Regions from separate parts of the Mus musculus genome. Here region 2 is linked to region 1. A link is a loop called in an ENCODE intact Hi-C map of the cell type or tissue named here. Cell type or tissue: left cerebral cortex. All regions are shown on one strand.

Region 1 (8,000 bases):
GGCGGTGCCAGAATGTGTCCTACCATCAAATGAAGCCTGGAGCTCACTGCCTGGTCAATCCCTACCGCTCCTTTCCAGGCACTTTATCTCACTTGGCACTTTACATTGAGATAGACTTCTCTCTCCTTTTTTCATTGAGCTGTGTTTGTTTTGATTTTCTTTTGCTTGTGTGTGAGTGTATATGTGCTGTATACACACATGTATGCGCAGATGCACATGCTTGTGTGTGAGTGTATGTGTGCTGTATACACACATGTATGCGCAGATGCACATGCTTGTGTGTGAGTGTATGTGTGCTGTATACACACATGTATGCGCAGATGCACATGCTTGTGTGTGAGTGTATGTGTGCTGTATACACACATGTATGCACAGATGCACATGCTTACAAGCCAGAGGACATCCAGTGTTCTGCTCTGTCTGTTACCCACCCCCACCCCAGCCATTCCCTTGAGACGGGGTCTCTCACTAACCCTGAAGCTGAGTCAACAGCACATCACAAGGATCCTGTCTCATGTCCTCCTCTGCCAGAGCCCTGGGGCCACAGGGAGCCCGCCACTGAGCATGGCCCGGTGTTTTGTTTTGTTTTGTTTTTTTTTTTTTTGCGGGGGGAGGGGGGGTCTTTTCTATTTTTTCCAATTTTTATTAGGTATTTTCTTCATTTACATTTCAAATGCTATCCCAAAAGTCCCCCATACCCTCCCCCCCCACCCTGCTCCCCTACCCACCCACTCCCACTTCTTGGCCCTGGCGTTCCCCTGTACTGAGGCATATAAAGTTTGCAGGACCAATGGGCCTCTCTTTGCAGTGATGGCCGACTAGGCCATCTTTTGATACATATGCAGCTAGAGTCAAGAGCTCCGGGGTACTGGTTAGTTCATAATGTTGTTCCGCCTATAGGGTTGCAGATCCCTTTAGCTCCTTGGATACTTTCTCTAGCTCCTCCATTGGGAGCCCTGTGATCCATCCAATAGCTGACTGTGAGCATCCACTTCTGTGTTTGCCAGGCCCCGGCCTAGCCTCACAAGAGACAGCTATATCGGGTCCTTTCAGCAAAATCTTGCTGGCGTATTGCAATAGTGTCTGTGCTTGGTGACTAATTATGCTCAGTGTTTTTAATGTGGGTGCTGGAGATCCAGGCTCAGGTCCTTACAGGCTAGCAACAAATCCTCTGACCCACGCAGACATCTTCCTAGCCACTAAATAGCTTGAGCTCCTGTCCCTGTGAACAGTTTGGCTTGGCTTGGCTTTTTGTTTGTTGGGTTTTTTGTTTGTTTGTTTGTTCGTTTTGTTTTTTAGTTTCTGCCCTTCGGATTGAAAGTTGTTCTGACTGACTTCCTGGGTGGGAAGTAGAGAAGAGAGAGGCTGAGTCAGAGTGGATCCTCTCTTTACAGGGCTGAGGTATCCCCACCACAGCTTTGGTAGCCAGAACTGCTAGTACCAGCGAAAACAAATCTGCTTTTGTTGTTAGGGGAAGCCAAAGTCTAAAAACTGTGTGATTTAAGTCTGTGAAAAATAAACTCGAGACTAAATAAAGCCATCTATGTGGAAGGTTCACTGACAAGGGGAGCTGTGAGTTGTTACCTCTTTAGCAGTAAGCAGATGCTTATTTTTAAAGGAGCTGTAATCACAGTCTGAGAGATGTAACCAACACGTTGCTCATTAATAACCACATTCTGAGAATCCAAGCAGCCTTGTTAGAGGTTTGCCCTGCGCTCAGTTCACCACCCTGGTGGGGACCTTCTGACCAGGTTGAGTTACGACTCCACCAGCTAATTGCAGCTTGTTTTGCATATGTAGTTCCCTGAAATAAAACCCACTTTTGTTGGAAAAAAAAAAAAAAACAACCAAAACCAAAGCACCATCTATTAAGCTTAGAAAAAGATGGCAAAGATTTGCCACTGCTACATTTTAATAACATCATATATCTTCAAAAACACCTCCAGCTCCATTAGCTCCCTGCAGACAAAACAGGCCTCAGTCCAGTGCATAAACGATAGAAAAAAGTCTACACAGTGCAGAAACCGTTTCTCAGAGTTGTGTGTGAATTCCAGGCAGGCTGCCCTGGTGCCACGAGAGCCGATAATGTTGCTCTTATCTGATAGAAAATGTCTGGTTCTAGAGCACTCTTAAAACTCCCCTGCAAAGATAATATTTTTCACTTCCAAAATATTTTCCACGCCTGCACAGGCTAAGTGGAGTGCTGCAGGTGATGCTGACGAGGCTTCTGCCTGCCCCTTTCTGGTAGTCACACGTAGACATTTTGATTCAGTTACAGTTAGTCGTGTGCGTGTGCGTGTGCGTGTGTGTGTGTGTGTGTGTGTGTGTGTGTGTGTGCGCGCGCGCGTTCTTACTGAAAGCTATAAACAGAGCCCACACTCAGATTAGTTTAAACAACAGAGTAGATATTTTTGTTAGTAATGGATGGGAAAAAAATCATCCAGGCATATGAATTTGCTTTATTCTCTAAGAATATAATACCTCTGGAAAATAATTCCTTGTGGTTGTATATACATTTCCATGTTGTATATTAAAGAATATTCTTTTGTGGCTTTATTCTTGAGTGGCAGGTTATCATGGCTGTTTATTTGAGAGAGGTGTGTGGGGGGGTGTTATCTTTACAGCATCTTGCCTAGAGCCCCTCAGTAGATGCTTATAAAGTTCATCTTTAATTTTTTAGAGAAATGGCACAAGATCAGAACCTAGATATCCAAGATCTAATCCAGTTCTAGTGTTGGTTTTTTTTGTACAGTTAGGTTGATCATTTGCTCTGAGCCTCAGTTTCCCCACATCGCTGTACTCACTAAGGGATCAGGATTTCTGGTGAGCACAAAAGACCTCTGCCAGTATTTTTCACTGAGAAAGCTTGGTGTAGTTTCCTTGCCTGGCACACTCACACTTTGGGTATCTGCTAATGGCATCTGAGTGAGACGGACCACTAAGATTGTGGCATAAAACCAAGAAACCCAGATTCGGTACAGTCCTAACTCCGAAGTACTTTGGACAAAAAAAAAAGGGGGGGGGGTGAGATGGTGGGATGTGGTCTTCAGTAACTTTGTGGCAAACCAATTTAGGATTCAGCATAACCAAAAGAAACAGTGCCACCTGCATCACTTAGTGGCTGTGCTCAGCTGCAGAGCAGAAAATGTTCATGGGCTTGGCTGCAAAGTGTCTCCCTCCCCAGACCCTCCACTGGGCTGTTTGGACCTATAAAACCGGGAGAATTGGGAATTTCAAAAACATCCTTCCCATCAAAAACATCCAGAGAACAAATTGTGAACCTGTAAACTGTTTTCCCTAAATTCAAGGGTGTTTAGCCCTTAAAGAAATGAATGACCCCTAGAAGGAAAACAGTCGTGGTCGGGGAGGGAGTGGGGGCGGGGGAGTAAAGCAAACAAATGGCAAAGACCACTATTGTGTTGTAAAGAAAATGCTTTGGGGCTTGGAGTCTTTATACAGGTAGATCTTTTGGAAGGCAGAATTTTGAATCTGTACCTTTCCTGCGGTTAAAAAGGAACACAAACGGAAAACAAACCGGAGATTTCTGTGCCACTGCGTCCCACTCCTTCCTCTGCTGCAGAGCTGCTCTGCGGAATGTGAGAGCGACTCACAGAGCCACAGCGCCACCTTTCTGCACGATGTGGGAATGACTCTTCACACTGTGCGAGGCCTGTTGACTGGCTGGCTCAAGCCATTCTGTGGGCGAGCCTCAGGAAGGAAACAGCTCCTGGACGCTCAGATCGTAAAGGCAGAGCAGCAGAGGCCAAGAAATGAGTTTTCTTTTCTTTGGCCCCTTAGCAATTAAACTGGTAACTTAATCGGATATTAGGGACCGTGAGTCATAAACCCTATGTTTAATTAGTTTGCACCCACTGAGTCATTTTACATGCTAGACATTTGTAATTACAACCTGCTGCAATGCAGCAGGGTCCTGAGCATTTTTTTAATTGTGTCATAAGATATTCTTCTCGCTGCTGAGTCTTTAAAAATATAGAAACACTCTTAGTTGAGATGTTTTTCTTTTCAATTTTCAGTTGCAAATCAAACATGCAGTTACAGAAGCAGAGATTCAAAAATTGAAGACCAAGGTAAGCACCGCTCCGTGGTGTTTGAATTGTACTCTTTAAACTTCAGATACTCTGGGAGTAATGGATTTGCTCCCGTGCACTTGAGAGCATATTTCCATGAGATGGTCATTTCCAACATTAAGTACATCGATGGACCTGTCTTGAGACTGAGCATAACCGCACATAACCAGAGAAGGCCACAGGGCACTTGGTGTTTTAAGTAGATTTAAACTGTTTAGTCTCTCTGAAATTTCATTAAAAATAATATTTTTAATGGCTCAAGCATCTGTGTATTAATTTCTAAAATATAAGCTGGTATAGCAAATCTCCTTTCTGTCATTTACCTTATAATAATTTCAGCTAATTTACTGGAAGCAATGTATTGTTTTAATGTGGAACATTAATTTCTTTTTAGGAAAAACTTCCCATGTCTAAGAAGTAAAGTTATAAGCTCATTCTATGCATTGTGTAATTAATTTAGATTCAGCTGCTACTGGAAATCTTGAGATATACTCACTTCACATTATTTAAATTTGTTGAAGAGAAAAATATTAATAAAAGAAAATATTTTTAATCTCTATGAAATAGTGAGACATCAAAGGAAACTGTAAAATTCTTGTACAAGATACAGTTCTAGCTATTGTTGTTCATTTCTATCAAATGTATGTTTTCAGAGACTTAAAAATATCTTCAGTTGCTTTCAAACGATGCTGTATTGTTTCCATAGTCTTTTTAAAATTACAAAATAATTATTGCCTACGTCGAGTGATCTGTTTTCTGATTCACAGTGAATACATGCTTTGGGTTTTCCATGTGTTTTAAATGGAGATGAGTTAGCTGGTTAAATGGAGATGAGTTAGCTGGTTAAATGGAGATGAGTTAGCTGGTTAAGTGGAGATGAGTTAGCTGGCTACTTTGGTTAAGTGGCATTCCTGACTAATACGCTCTGGAGCTCTCTAGTCAAAGCTTATTTCAGCATCATTCATGGTGTCCGCGGCGCACCGTGAATTTTAAGTTTAAAGCTAGCAGGGCTGGTACCTAAACAACTGCTATAAAGCATTCATTAAAGATGCTGTAAAAAACCAAGCCCTTTTTATCTGAAAACTGTTTTTTGACTTTAAAAAGCAGATCTTATAAACTGTTGGTTACAAATAGGGAAAAGAGCCCCTGTGTTTATAAATGCTCCCATAGACAGGCTTAGGCATTTATTTATGAAGAATTAATTTAGAAAAGTCTACAAATTACTATTTTATATTTTCCTTTTAGGTTGGTATATGATAACACTTGAAAACATGTGATTATTATCAATGTTATATAGATTTCTTCACTTCAGTGTTTGGGACTAATCTTTACTTTGTAACCTCTTGTCCACATGTATTTAGTAAAATACTTTTCACAAAACTATTCTTGTGACATAGAAATGTGTACATTTGTGTGAATGTGTATCTCCATTTGTTCAATGCTCTATAGAATGGGGATGTCATTTGAACCTTGATAGCTTTGTACGTAGAAAGGGTAGACAGAGTAGCAAGGTGAAGAGAACGTGGTTGTCAGGGCAATTTAAACCCTCATCTGAAACTCAGTGTCATGAGTTCTGTATTAAGAGCAGCGCTGGACCGGCTTCCTCTTTCCTGGACTCTATAACCAAGAGGCCCAGAAAAAAAAACTGCACTCTGTGTTTCTAAGAACTTCCAGAGACAGAAACTACACAGAGCTGTCTTTTTGATCCGTTGGAGGGATTTAAATTAACAGGACAACTATTAATGCCTTTATTTTTTCCCTGTCTTTTATACATAGTATAAAGTAAGGTTTGAAAAGCTGTAGATGTATTTAACACTCCCTGTGATATACTGAGTGACAGAATGTGTTCATGTCAGTTGAAATCAACAACCTAGAAACATCCCCCAAAGGGTTAAAAGCACAGTAACAGGAGCTGACTCTCTCAAATGGTTAGGGTGCCCACGAGGTGTTGCAAGGATGCAGAGTGGTGAGAGCACAGGTGCCCTCTGACTCTAAGGGCACCTGAGTCACCACCCGAGACACAGGTGGTAACTCTTAGAAGCCTGAACCTCGTGCCCACGTGTTGAGGAGAACAACCCATAAGCTAAGTCCCTTCCTCACCATTAGTGCCTTTGCTTCTGCTCCTTTCCCACCCCCGCTCCCTTCTTAATTAATCATCAACTTCCTGTCCTACTCTTTATTTAACGTGCTTTCAAACAACGTGTGTCAACATTTAGTGGACCTAATCAGTGATGCGCTAGACACCATTTCCTGCTTGCAGTATTTCAAACGGCATGCTAGCAAAGAGAGTTCATGGGAGTTCATGTCAGATTTGTGTTTGGTCTTTTATCAGATGGGTAACCTTGAGCAAATCATTTCTCTTTTCAAGCCTTCCGTTTTATCCTCTATGGATATGGAAAGAACAGTTGCTCTTCTCATCTTGAGCTGTTTTGATGACTGACTGATTGTATATAACAATAGGGTTTTATCTTAAAAAGCTAATAGTGTGGAGAGATGGTGCTACAGACATGCCCAAATTATTTTTGCCTTGACATTTGTTTTCTCCAGCTTCAAGCAGCCGAAAATGAGAAAGTAAGGTGGGAACTAGAAAAGAACCAACTGCAACAGAATATAGAAGAGAATAAAGAACGGATGCTGAAGTTGGAGAGCTACTGGATCGAGGCTCAGACATTATGTCATACGGTGAATGAGCATCTCAAAGAGACTCAGAGCCAGTACCAAGCCCTGGAAAAGAAATACAACAAAGCAAAGAAGCTGATCAAAGACTTCCAGCAAAAGTAAGTGCTCATAGTGAGCTAAGGGCAGCACAGGCACAGGGAGAGGAAGGCTTGTCCCCGGGTGTTTACACTAGTCAGAGGGGGCAGAAGGACAGGCCGGGCTGTCCCTGTCAGATCACAGCCATGGTGGATTAAGGGAGTAACTTTTCTCATGGGAACATTCTGGGTGTTGCTGTTTGACTCCGCCTGAGTGTCTGATAGCATTGAGACTTGTTGGTTCTTTTGGAAAGCATCTCTATGATTTAGGAGCCAGGAGTGCGGCTGAGCTTAGTCAGGATGCTTGGCTGACAGTTGGGCATGCTACATGCAGAAAAGGCTGGATGGGCCTCGTCTGTGTTCTTAAAATCAGTTTCCACAGACCTCGCCTCTACAGGCAGTGTGGACACTGACTTACAAGGCCTCCACACGAGCTGCGTTTCTCAGTACGACTGTCAGGGCCCCAGGTCACCACACTAAGGCAGACCCTTGCCATGCCCTGCTGTGAAATTTCAGTAGCTCTTTTCTGAGCTGTGCATCTTCCTCTCCTCCTCCTGGGTTTGACGTTACTGAGCATGCCCAGAGGGATTCTCATGAATTATTCCTGACTCACTAGACCAAACACCAGCACCTTTTGTGGTTTTCTGTGACAAGCCTTAGAAGCTCAATGTGTATGTACATCATCTTGTTTCTTTCCTGTCTTAGAAGTAATATTTTAATAGCTCAAACAAATAGCCATAAGAAATCATCTGAAGGAGGATGATTGCTCTTTGTTATTATGAACTCAATACATCACCATTGCAAGTTCCTACTAACAACACTGCATCTCGCTGTAAGAAATGACCAGGTTGGCTTTCAGAATGGACGAGTGTCACCTTCTTCTGTATTACCCGTGAAAGTGTGACAGTTGTCTCTATGCCCCTCCACTGGTTTCTCTCTAAGTAACTCTTCAGATACGTCTACTTTCATCTGTTGTTAAGTATTAAAAATATAAAATCATTTCTGCTGACAGGAGGCTACCACCATTAACTTCCCCACAGAGTCATCGTGCCATAACTCCTGTGTCCATGAGCTCTGGATGCACAGCATGCTGAGAAAAATCAATATACTTTCCGTACTTGTGATTAAATCATTAAAGATGTCTTTTCACTTGTTGCCA
Region 2 (8,000 bases), 550 kb before region 1:
CAGAACTTTAGAGAAAACTGAGCGGAAAACAGGAAAATCTCTGAACACGGTTCTGAACATTAAGTGGTTCTTGTTAAGACTAAAAAAATTCTATCTAGGTATGTATTATGTAAATAGAGCAGTGAGGTCTATAAAGAATTGCTTCAGGGGGACTTTCTAGGCTTCCATAAATCCCTACTGTTTAGGTGCTTCCCTGAAATACCATTAAGACACTCATCACCCCAGTACCTTCTCTCCCATTCATAAAAGATGCACGGACGCATTCATGTAAGTGGACATGTCTTACTGAAATACAAATGTCACTCTGGCAGGTCCGATTCCACAATGGGAAAGAGTAAACGCCTCGTATGAGGATTTAAATGAGGTCAGTTAAAATTCCTCCTTGATTATGCAAAATTACTAGTGGCTGAGCCATTGTGTCAGATGTGCAATGAAGATTAAATTGTAAGAGTGCACTGTAAATTATCGGCATTAAACTGAATTAATAAATTGAGCAAAGATGTGGTTCAAGTAGGATTGAAAGCTTCTGTAGAAACTAGGCTGTTTTGAGCCATTAGCAACACAGCTACAAAGAAAGAATATCTTATGAGAAAGCTGTGGAGGTTGTGGAAAATTAATAGAGACTCTTAGAGCAAATCTTGGTGTAGAATTACATGGAAGGGATTAGGAAGTGAGGGGAAGGTAATTAAAGAGAAAGAACAGCCGGAAAGAACCAGAAAGCTAAAGATCCCCTCACCATCTGTTGGCAATCATCAAAATTTATTTGATCTTATTGCATATTTACTCTGTAATGGGGAAAAAATAAAACTTATTCTAATGAATGAACAAGTGAGGTGAACGGAGAATTTCATTATAACAGAGCTCACTAGAGGGGCGAGGAAATTCTCACCCACTGCAACAGGACAGATACAATTAATGCAGCCTAATTGTTTCTGTCTTTGTCCTGGCCCCTGATATGTGCACCACTAAAAGATTCCTCTGTTTTCCCTGCCTTTTGTGATGACGTGGGACACAGCCTTTTTCTATGTCTGTCTTTTCATCATCAGCGTTTATCATGTGTTTGTCTATACACTCTGCTCTTAGGAAATTTCTGGGGGACACAATGTGTATCCACCGTGAAAGTGGTCAATGTGCTACTTAGGTCTCCCCCCATCTAATTGACATCAGTGATTTCGTTATCAGTTAAAGGGTTTGCTGGCTGCACTATGGGATTCTATGAAGCAGAAAATTCAATATTTTCCTTTCCTCTGGCCCTTATATCTTATCAAATCCAAATTTCTCCTGTTTCTCCTACCTGCTTTGTGGTAAATATTTGGTGGCTTCTCTCCCTGCCCCCAGGCCACAGGTCATGTTCAACTTGTCATTCAGGCTTTGATGTCTATAAGGACTTTGTTTTTTCATTCCCGAAAGTCCCATCCAGAGAAAACACAAATCTGATCTTTCAAACCCCCTTTAGAATATTTGTTTCCAGGACATATACAGGGTCGTCTCAAAGGCTTCCAAATGATAAAACAAAACAAACAAACCAAAATTAACCTTCAGTAGCACCAAATCCCCTGCCTATTAACTGCCCCCCAAGGTCTTCTTCCTCACCTCGGAGTTTACACCCTCCAGCCAGACCAGAGTAATTTATAAAGCAACCACTAATAAATAATTAAGCAATTTTTATCATAATCAACTCCTGACATGCCTCAGGGGTGAATATTCCCATGTGTTCTTGAGCTCTGTGCTATGCATTAGTATTTAAAAATTAGCTGCTTTGGTTAGAGACAGTGAGTAAGCCTCTCAGGGAAGGCAGGGAAGGCTGCGCAGCCAGCTGTCACTCGGCTCATCTGGACAGAAGTCTTCATATCGCTCAGCCGCATCTCCGTATCTCTGAATACATATTAGTGTTGCCCACTAGCCAAGCCAAGCAGGGTGCAGCTGGACAGTGAACTGTAGGGTTTCCTTTATTAAAAAATGATTGAGACGATGTCATTCTTTGTCTAACATCATCTTTCATGTTCTTGGCCACACGTCTAACATGCCAGATATTTGAAAGCTTTTATCAGAAAACGCTGGCTCCCTCAAGTCAAAGGCATTATTTAATTTAGTTCTGGAGTTGGTTGAGAAAAATTAATTTTTGTTTCTATTAATTCTGCAGTCATATCTGTGTTGTGGGTGGACTATTTAACAGCTCACGTAATCAATAAATTACCGCTAAAGCACGGGCTGTTAATCAGAGACTCTCGCATGTGAGGTTGTCTCCTTGTTTATTTTCACAAGCTTTTCCTTCTCAAGAAACTGCCATCTTGTGACGGCAAAGCAACAGGATGTCACACAAAGCAGTGGCTCCTTGAACATCGTGTTTGTTCCTCATTGGAGACTCACATATCTCGACAAGTACCGATATCCAAAGCATTCCATCACCTTCCACCACTCTTGCATGTGGGAAGCGGTCCACAGTATCTGTTGGTTACTGTGCTAAATGCCACTAGGATAGGTACTCACATGTCTGGAGTATTCTACAAAGAAGATAGAACACTAGGCTTTCCACCATTTTCCTTTATAGAGAAAGCAGATGAGAGTTATCCATATGCTATTGGGTAGTACTATGTTTTAACAGCTGAACTAAGATATAACTAACACAGTGCTCTGTCTGCAGGTATTTAATACACAATCTTGCTATATCTACGAATGTTACTGTTTTGAAGTAAAAAGTTAGAAATGAGTGAAGAAAACTGCTCTGTGTTTACACTACAGAAATCACAAATAAAATCTCTGCACATGCCCCTCCAATCTCTAAAACTATATATATGTGTGTGTGTGTGTGTGTGTGTGTGTGTGTGTGTGTGTGTATAGTAGATAAGGGTTCTTTCTTTATCAAAATGTAAGTCAACTGTGTATGCTGTGGTGTATTTTTCAGACATTTTACTAGTGTCATGGACAATTTTCATGTCATTAAATATCACCCAAAAGATGATTATTAATATATATCATACATTTTTGTTTATCAATAGCAAAACAATTACAAAATAAACAATGAAGAAAATAATCATTAAGGAAAATTTTCAATTGCAGCAACATTCTAAAATATGGAAGTTTTTTTTTCCACAACCCTTAGTATAAGGAACTATTTAAGGTCTTAGTCACATTTATAGATTTTGTGGTGTGTGTGTGTGTGTGTGTGTGTGTGTGTGTGTGTGTGTAAAGTTATACACCCTAGTTTGGCTGTGAGGTAAAATGTGCTTTTCAAATGCTAGCAGGCCTTTTGCAGAGATGTGCTTTCCTTCTCGGCACTGGGCCTGCAAAGGGTATTTTCTTATTTATTTCATGGGTGACGTTCACATGAGGAAGTTTTCTTTTATATTTTGCTTGGCTTTTTTGCCTTGATTACACATTCATGTGTACATTTCTACTTGTATAATGTGCAACTCGTCACATCTGGAAAGTGTTTGGATGTGACGTGAGGTAAGCAGGTACCTTTGCCCCTAGGCTGACACGGGGTCTCTATCACATCATAAATTCTCCTGCGTGCAATCGAATTTTGATTTGTGCCAGTGGAGTGACGAAAACTGCAGCTCACTCCCTGAACTTTCTTCCTTTTCTACCTGTCCCCTTTAATGTGGCTGTGATTTAAAGTGGTGGGCTTTTTTCTTACACACCATAAAGCATCGTTATTAAAGTCTTACATTTAGATTTCTAGACACACATACCTGGTAAGGTAGTGCAAGCATACACAAAAAACAAAGGCAGAGAGGAAGTAGTAACCGCTTTCATCTTAGAGCTCAGTAGCAAAGAATGATAAAACACTGCGGTCCTTTAAATTCTGCAACTATTTTTCACTTTCTGGGTTTGTAGGGGTGGGGTGGGGGTGTTGTAAACACAACTCTTTAAAAGGTTTCCTAAGAGTGACTGTTTTCTTTTTCCAGCCAAGATACTAACTGTGAAATTCCTTATTCTTCCAGTAGAGTTTGAAACCACTCTTTGAAAGAATTTCAACATGCAAATTCACACTCTAAGAACAGAAGGCCTCCCGCCACCCAGCCCCAGTTACTCATTAAAATGGAAGTGTTCTGCTTCCACCAGCGGGTGGCAACCTCAACATACACAGCACAGTCTTGTCAATGGAACCACCTCGTGCAAAGACGAAATTGACCCCCAGTGTCTGACACCAGTGTCTGACTCCAGCTGCCGTCATTGCCCTTTAGCTGCGATAAAAAACAACAAAGGCCAGACCTCAAGAACTAATCACAACCAGAAACACTCTGCAACAGGCAACCAAATTACCGCCATTAAACGTGGGTCCAGAAAATCAACCATCTTTTTGGTTGTGAGTTTAGAGTTTAGTCTTTAAACACACGCACAAGAACACGCACACGCGCGCGCACACAGAGTTTGGCAACCTCACAGTTAAAAGGATGCATAGATGCAAAATAAGGTAAAATGTGTGTGTGTGTGTGTGTGTGTGTGTGTGTGTGTGTGTGTGTTTGATGCAATAACAATGAGAAAGGGCAGCCATGGATTTGAAAGAAAAAAAGGAAGACGAAACAAAGTATGTGGGATGGTTTAAAGAGAGGAAAGAGATAGGAGAAATGCTGTAATCATATTGAGAGGGAGAAAGGGAGAGAGAGAGAGACTGTGCATCTCTCATGCTCCTAAACTTACTCTTTTCATATTTTCAGATAGAATTGCAAAGAAAGTTCACAATAAATCACCTGTAATTTTAACTGTTGCTTAAAGTCAGTATAGAAGGTGATGAGGGTGACCACTGTGGTGAGCAATGCACACATTTGAATTGTGGGGGAAATGTGTGAGGACCTTAGGTAGCCAGGCTTGCAGTCCAAGGCAGTGGGAGTAAAGGAGAGCTCTCAGGGGCAAGACTTGAGAAAGACTGTGTGAATTAGCCCTTTTCATATGTCTTGGAAGCAAAAACAAAGGTCAGATTAAACTCATAGCTTCTTTTCTTTTTTTTTAAGAGCACAAGTTTATCGTACCAAGCATCAGATCATGAAAAGACAGCACTGTAGGACACTATCAGAGACAATTTGATCTATATATTTATATGCTCAGTCTCTAAGACAAATAAAACAGACCCAGGGTATTAATTGGGGAGGGTGGGGAGAAGAACCACGCCTTTCTTGCCCTGGTCATTTGGAATGAACTAAATGACTATCATTTGACTGATCGAAAACCTCAAAACCAAGGTAGACTAAAGGGCAGAGAGCAGGGCCAAGATGGGCATTATCCTCAAATCTTCCATGAAGTCCTGGGCGTTCTGTCCATTCCATATAGCCAATGCTCTGCAGCTAGCCCTGTGGCTAACCAGCACATTGGTCTCTCTTATTTCTATTGAAGCTAAAAGAGCAGAACAACAACAAAAAATTAATAGAACATTTGGCAAAATGGTAAGCACACCTTCAAGCTGAGTTAAGTCAAGGCTTAGTAAAAACAGAAAACAAAAACAAAACAAAAAGAAAAAGAACCTCCTCGGGCAAATAACAATGGCAAAGATGATAACACTGAAAAAAAAAAGAGAAATTGAAAAAGTTATCCTACATACAAGAGTAAGGGCCACTGGAGTAGGAAGTCCCTCCATTCAGCCTGCAGGTCTCTGATACTCAACATCAAACAGAAATCTAAAGGCTCAAAGAAAGACTTGCTCACACAGCATCCACTGGGGTTCTAGAGTGGCAGGCACTGCTTTATCCTGACCATTTTGCACATTTCACAGTGTATCTAAACCCCGAATTAGAACCAAGCTCTCCTGCCAAACGGTGCAGTTATAACAATGAAAAGTTCCAGGATGACCTCAAACATCCAAACAAAGGACTTCCATAAGTTGAATATTTTTCTTCATTTATAGAACACCTAGGCAGGAGTTTAACCTACACGCTTTTAATCCCAGCACTTGGAAGACAAAGGCAGGCAGATCTCTGTTTGAAGCCAGCCTAGTCTATATAGTGAGTTCCAGACCCAAGGCTATGTAGACAGACTGTCTCAACAAATATATATATATATATATATATATATATATATATATATATATATATATACATATATATATATACATATATATATATATATATCAAATTCTTTGACTTTTTAAATATTGAAGTGAAACTTGAGTAAATATTGGTTAGAAATCAATTTAGTGTGCTAACACTACCAGCCCAGTCTTTGAAGCCACATTCAGCAATCTAGAGGCGTAAAGTGGTGAAGGAATCATCACGTGACTGAGCGTCAGTATGCGCTTTCCACATGCCACAAGCTTTAGTAGTTTAGAGTCAAGGACTTTGGTGCTTGTAGCCAACAGAGGGGCTTAACAGCTAACTTCCACAGTGTTCGCCTGGTGCCAGACCTGGCCCGTGCCCTCCAAAGCATGAGCCAATCCTGTCCTTATAGCCATCCTGTGAGCTAGACACTATTATTATCTCTGCTTTCCACAGAAGGAAACTGAGGCTTAGAAACGGTAAGAAAACCTGTTCAAAAGAACACAGCGAGTTACTGGGGATGTGTGTGGGTCGTGAACTCAGACAGCATAACTCCAGAACTCCACAGTTTTGAATCTCCGCTATGCGTGCGCTCGGTACAGCTGCGGGCGCCATCCATCTCAGTCATGCCCGAGAAATCAGAGGTGTCTCATTTAGCTAGGTTCATGTGGCTGCTTTCTGATCTGCAGGGACCAGCATTTCCCAGCTCCCTTTTTTATGTGAAACCAGGCAAACTGGCTTTAATGAAACAGTCTGAAGGTTTGTCACATCTGAGTCCACTCCAATCATGAGTCTCGAGCTCACGGTGACAGGTTAGGGCACTGTGAAAACTAGCAGTGGAAATGTCAAAACAATCCAGAATGGGAGATTTTTGAGAGGGGGTGATAATAGGATGTATTTCTTAATTCGGGAAGAGCAATGGGAGGCAGTCAAGGGCATTTGCATCTTTCTCCTTTAAACAACAGGCAAAAGAGGAAGAGTCTATGCAGAAGGTGTAATATCAGGCTGGTCACAGTGGGGTCCTGGCAGATAATTCCTTAAGATTTTTTTTCTTAAACTGGGAACTTAAATTTTGAATTCTACTCACAAAAGGTTAGAGTTAGAAGGCGCTGAGTGTGGAAAGTTCTACAGAACACCAGAAGGAAATAAATAAATCCACAGGGAGGCAAAGACTCGCCCAGCTTAGTTGAGATCTTTATGTTAACAAAGGCCTTAGACATATTAAATTAATGTTCACAATCTCAAAAAACAAACAAAAAAAGTTCTCTGAAAAATGCAAAAGGAATTTCGGCAATGGAACCAAAATACCTGACTGTCATATTGCTCACAATGGAGAAAATAAAACAAGATTTGTCCACAAACATGTGTCTAGCTCATATTAGGCGAGTGAAAGGTGAGCAAAACTGCCATGACAACGTGGCTCTATGTCCTTCAGTAAACAATCTTAAACATTTCTTTAGACGGTGCTATATTTAAGGGGCCAAATTCCGCCTGAAAGAGAACCAGCTGGCCGTGAAATTCGATCTCCCCCTTGGATGGAGGATAAACAAAGTTGAGTCCTTCGTGCAGAACATGCAAGGAAGACAGAAAGCATTTTGGCCTGGAATCTGTCCTGAGCAGGTGTCAGCAGCCTCCAGGGGCTGCCAAGTCTCTATTTATCGCCCCTAGCAGGACAGGGAGAAGGATGCTGATCTCCTTAGGTCACCCGCACACATGTGTCCAGAAGTAGCTGTACTCGGAGGCAGCTAGGTTACGTCTATAAGCAGAAACATAGCAAAGAAACATCCTTGGATGGTTTATACTGCTCCCCAGAGAATGTGAATCTAGAACTTTCTCTAGCGAAACCTCTCTCCACCCATCCAAGATACTGCCCTGTGGGCTGATTGGAACCTTTAAACACACAGTGTAAATACCTTTAAGGCAGATTCTCTATACCTTTCCTTTATTTTTGCAAAAGCCAGAAAAAAGCTGACTCTCAGATAGCACCCCAGCCTCCTTAGGCTAATGTGCTCCAGCAGCAAGCAGTTC

What was found. Peaks named below come from ENCODE experiments on the same cell type or tissue, not always from the same donor. Only the 100,000 strongest peaks of a DNase experiment are listed, where the experiment ranks them.
Region 2: it touches region 1 in a loop (6-fold over the local background); 17 of 42 quality-filtered maps call a loop at or near these places.

The regions. Positions count from the first base shown.
Region 1 is chr6:5,106,966-5,114,965 of GRCm38, forward strand. Ppp1r9a (protein phosphatase 1, regulatory subunit 9A) reads left to right here. Exons shown (of 16, transcript NM_001363809.1): 8 at 4,035-4,088; 9 at 6,636-6,865. Among named protein-coding and RNA genes, the nearest start is that of Gm46949, 43 kb to the right of the region's middle. In left cerebral cortex, a CTCF peak has its summit at 3,640; DNase peaks (open chromatin) are centred at 1,124, 1,438, 2,896, 3,096 and 1 more place; H3K4me3 peaks cover 580 bases; H3K27ac peaks cover 531 bases.
Region 2 is chr6:4,553,807-4,561,806 of GRCm38, forward strand. No RefSeq gene overlaps it. Among named protein-coding and RNA genes, the nearest start is that of Gm33959, 29 kb to the right of the region's middle. RefSeq lists an enhancer at 1-1,260. In left cerebral cortex, a CTCF peak has its summit at 4,047 (motif pointing right); a DNase peak (open chromatin) is centred at 4,039.